Linked DNA regions of Homo sapiens: region 2 is linked to region 1. Evidence: read pairs that join two places in POLR2A ChIA-PET (ENCODE). Cell type or tissue: B cell. All regions are shown on one strand.

The links. Peaks named below come from ENCODE experiments on the same cell type or tissue, not always from the same donor. Only the 100,000 strongest peaks of a DNase experiment are listed, where the experiment ranks them.
Region 2: POLR2A ChIA-PET joins it to region 1 with 10 read pairs; 3 of 35 experiments call an interaction of 5 or more read pairs at or near these places.

The regions. Positions count from the first base shown.
Region 1 is chr14:61,597,482-61,599,981 of GRCh38, forward strand. The region is part of intron 1 of LINC03033 (long intergenic non-protein coding RNA 3033); the gene reads left to right. Among named protein-coding and RNA genes, the nearest start is that of LINC01303, 28 kb to the left of the region's middle. In B cell, no CTCF peak of the experiment used is centred here; no DNase peak of the experiment used is centred here; H3K27ac peaks cover 355 bases.
Region 2 is chr14:61,779,681-61,782,180 of GRCh38, forward strand. The region is part of intron 7 of SNAPC1 (small nuclear RNA activating complex polypeptide 1); the gene reads left to right. Among named protein-coding and RNA genes, the nearest start is that of SNAPC1, 19 kb to the left of the region's middle. In B cell, no CTCF peak of the experiment used is centred here; no DNase peak of the experiment used is centred here.

The sequences.
Region 1 (2,500 bases):
ATGTAAATATGATCATACTGTATATTCCATTACATAATCTCTTGTTTCACTTAATATATTGAAGACATCTCTGTCCATCTTTTAAAATTATTTCATAGCTTTCTGTTCTCGTTTGACAAATCTTTAGGTTTGCCAATGTTTTGTTATGATAAATGATGTGCTAAAGAACATTCTTGTACAGGCATTTTTATGCATTTACCCTGCTATTTCCTTGGGATAAATTCTTAGATGTGAACATTTAAATGTGAGTATATACATTTTAAAATACTATTTAAATTTGCTAAATTGCCCTCCAGAAAGCGTGACTCAATTTACATTCCCTTTAAAGTGTGTGAAAGTACCTATTATCTCATGCCTTCATCAGCACTAGTTATTATCATTCTTTTAAACGTTTTTCAGTTTTATAAGTTAAAAGGCATTTTCATTTTTATTTTTATTGGCATTTTCTTTATACTAGTGAGGTGAAATAGCTTTCATGTTGGCCATTTGCATTTCTCCTTTTTTGTGTAACTCGTCTGACCATGTTTTAACTGTATTTTACCTTTTCATAGATTTCCAAGAGTTCTTCATAATTCAAAACTATTAACCTTTTGCCGTCATATATGTTGTGAATTCTTTTTCAGTTTTTCATAACTTATGGTATGTGGTTTAGATACATAGAAGTTTTAAGTGGCCAGTATTCAATGATTTCTTTAATGTTTCTTATTAAATAATGCTTAGAAAGGAATTCCTAATTCCAAAATGATGTAATTTTTTTACCTATACTTTTTGATTATCTTTTGTTTTCTACATTTTTATTTTTAAGCCATTTGGGATTTATTTGATGTGTGGAGTGAGGTAGGGAATCTAGATTTTTTCTTAACTTGTCAACAAGTTGTCCCAATAACCTTTGGACCGAATAGTCCACATAGTCTTTCTAATGATTTGAAGTGCCTTCTTTGCCATACTCTAAATTTTTGCAGATCCTTGAGTTCTTCTGTCACTTGTCTTTTTACTTGCCTGAAGTCCTGTAGCCGTGTATGTTAGTCTTTTAGAACTATGTATTATTTTGACTATGCGGATTGAAAGTTCTCATTCCAAAGCCTCCTCAAGCTTTTAGAATAATGACTGCCACTTTTTATAGAAAAAGCAATGTCAATTTATTTACTTTGGAGATGTGCTAGAGGAGGGAATTCCCCCACCCCCCACCCACCATGTCCTTGAGTTTCAGATGTGGATAGACCTAAACATTTTCTATTTTAATCTCCTAATTTCACAGATGAGTTCCAAAAGCATAAATTGACTTGTTCAATGTTAACATAGCTAGCAGAGCTGAGACTAAGGCAAGACTAGACCCAAAACTAATTAATAGAAAACTGAGACTAGAACAAAGGTGTATAGCCCTAAAACCATGCTGGAGGAAGATGGTCACAGTGAGAGTTTGTCAAAGATGGCAAACACAGGATTAATAAAAGTTTGGTCCTCTCTGTTCTAGATCTCCAGCATCTGACTTCTTTAAGGGAAAATGAGCAGTTTCTGGAGCACCAGCTTAAGAGAGAAGTTAAATGTACAGGAGCCCTTTGATGTTAACTGACTGAATCCTCAGAAAACTCATAAAAAGGAAAGAGCACAGGCACACTAAATAGCACACAAGTGCACATGTGCTTCAGTAGTAGTAGCTTACCCAGCATTGGGCTTTCAAAGAGAAGTTTCAGGCATTTCTCAGTAGTGCCACTGTCACCCTGGTTGGCTCTGTTAAGGTCATTTAGGTCAGACATCAGCAAGCACAGACAGCTGAGAGGCAGGAAATGTGTGGCTCTGTGAGCAAAGCAAAGGAGAAAAGCTTTTTATAGCCAAGGCATGGGAGGAAGCACTGATAATCGGAGAAGGGTTGTGTGTTTTCTTTTCTCTATTGGGAAAACTCTCCAACTATGTTCTTTAAAAGCTAACCAGGCTCTCTCTTATCTTTCCCACCTCATGAAAAGTCATTCGCTAGCAAACAACCTTCCATCTAAGGGCACTGAGGTTTTAAAAATATGTGTAGTTTCCTAAAGATATTTTATAGTTTAATTCATTTTTATTAGAAAATATCGTCACATGGTTTAAAATTCAGATGTACAAAAGGATATACGATAAGGAAACTTCCTTCCATCCATAGCCCTCAGAGACCAAGTTTCCTATCCTGGGGAAAACCAAGTTCTAGATTCTTATTAACCCATCCAGAGTAATTTAGACATATTAAAATATATAAGTACATACAGATATTCTTTTGTGAAAATTTTTACAGAAGGGGTAGCATACTACACACACTGTTCTGCACCTTGATATTTTTACTTAGCATCTGAAGAATGTCCTGTATCCGTACATTAAGAACTACCTTATTCTTTGTTATGACTACACTACACTCGATTGCATGAATAAAGCATACCTTATTTATCCAGTTCCCCTATAGATGGACATTCATGTTGTTCCAAATTTTACTACTACAAATTATGCTACAATTAATGTATTATTTTATATA
Region 2 (2,500 bases), 180 kb after region 1:
ATTTGTTTGAACTCTTTCACTTTGTTGGTTTTTTTTTTTTTTTTTGAGACAGAGTTTTGCTCTTGTTGCCCAGGCTGGAGTGCAATGGTGCAATTTTGGCTCACTGCAACCTCCGCTTCCCAGGTTCAAGTGATTCTCCTGCCTCAGCCTCTCGAGTAGCTGGGATTACAGGCATGCATCACCACGCATGGCTAATTTTGTATTTTTAGTAGAGTTGGGGGTTTCTCCATGTTCACCAGGCTGGTCTTGAACTCCCGATCTCAGGTGATCCACCTGCCTTGGCCTCCCAAAGTGCTGGGATTACAGGTGTGAGCCAGTGCACCTGGCCCATTTTGTTGGCTTTTTAAAAATGATTGAAGATCCTCAGATGTCTTTTCATATTTAAGGGTAGTCAAGAGGAGATCAGGAGCTTATCTAACCTCTAGATTTCTTTGTCTTGGAGCTAGTTATTTAGAGAGCAATCTTTCACTCCCTTGTCTAGGGGAGGAGGGTGGGAAATAAGCCCAGCTGCCAATGTTTTGGGAGCCTACAGAGAGAATCAGCCACGAGGCTCACCATTCCTTATGCAGGTTTCACTCAGCCCCTCTATTTTCAATAAGAGGCCTCATCTCCTTCCTCACCTACACCAGTTTCCTTTGAGCCCACATCCTTTCTCGTTTAGCCTCTTCAGAGAGCAGGCCTTCTGTTTTGTACAGGAGATCAGTTGCCTAGCTCTGAGGTTGAGGAATGAGACACTATTCTCTATAGATTTTCAATGCACCTGCCTGTTTTTTCAGTCCCACCTCAGCCTTCCAAAGTGCTAGGATTACAGATGTGAGCCACTGTGCCCAGCCCTTTGCCCGTTTTTTAACGGGGTGGTTTTTTGTTTGTTGAATTAATTTTCTTATAGATTATGAATATTAGACCTTTATCGAATGCAAAGTTTGTGACTATTTTCTCTCATTCTGTAGGGTTGTCTGTTTACTCTGTTGTTTCTTTTGTTGTACAGAAGCTCTGTAGTTTAATTAGGTCTCACTTTTCAATTTTTGTTGTCAACTTTGTCAACCATCAGGTGGTCGTAGGTGTGTGGCTTTATTTCTGAGTTCTCTGTCCTGTTCCATTGGTCTATGTGTCTGTTTTTGTACCAGTACCATTCTGTTTTGGTTACTGTAGTGTGTCTGTGGTTTCTGCATCCATGGATTGAACCAATTGTGGATTGAAAATATTTGAAAAAAAAAATGCATCTGTACCAAATATGTGTGGACTTTTTTCCTTGCCATTATTCCTTGAATAATATGACAATCATTTACATAGTATTAGGTATTATAAGTAATCTAGAGATGATTGAAAGTATATGGGAGGAAGTGCATAGGTTATATGCAAATACTACACAATTTTATATCAGGAATTTGAGCTTCTCTGGATTTTGGTATACGAAGGAAGTCCTGGAACTAATCCTCCATGGATACTGAGAGACAGCTATACGTGGTTGCTTTTTAAGAATTGTTGGCCGGGTGCGGTGGCTCATGCCTGTAATCCCAGCACTTTGGGAGGCCGAGGTGGGCGGATCATGAGGTCAGGAGATCGAAACCATCCTGGCTAACACGGTGAAACGCTATCTCTACTAAAAATACAAAAAATTAGCCGGGCGTGGTGGTGGGCGCCAGTAGTCCCAGCTACTCGGGAGGCTAAGGCAGGAGAATGGCGTGAACCCCGGGAGGTAGAGGTTGCAGCGAGCTGAGGTCGTGCCACTGCACTCCAGCCTGGGTGACAAAGCAAGACTCCATCTCCAAAAAAAAAAAAAAAAAAAGGACAGAAAAAAGAATTGTTAATACCTGTATTGCATATACAGCATTAACTGAAAATTCTTTGCTTAAGCAAGTAAGGGAATTCACCTACTGATGTAACAAAACAAATCCTTAGCCAGGATTGGCTAAAGATATCTGTGTCGCAGACAAAGCTATCATTAAGACTGGCCCTCCATTTTCACTGCCGTCAAGTGCTGTTTTCCTGACAGCTCCAGCCTTGCATGTTCCCAGCTTTAGCTTCCAAGGCAAGAAAGAATTTTTCCTTCTTAATAGTTAGACAATTCCAAAATAGCATTTCATTAGCCATGATACATACCACATACCCCGCCTGCTTGCCTCCCCACTCCCAACAAATTACCCTGGCCATGGGGATGTTAAACTCATTGTGGCCAGATCTGGGCCACATGGCCAAACCTGGAGCCAAGCGTGAAGTACTTCTACTTGGAATGCGTGGTAGTGCCTAAGGGAAATAAATTTATTAGAAGATGCCTCTACACCTTTGTTGCCTAACCATGCCAGATAATAGAACAACTTCATTTTAAGCCCATGTGAGTAGATGATGATGACAGCTGCAGGAAACTTCATGTTATAAAAATAAGAGACTATTTACATGACACAGGTAGTTATAGTAAGCCAGCCAGGGGTAATAGTAAAGTACTTTATGACAGATATTTCTGTAAATCTTTCCTCATCTTTGATTGTACATTTTGTCT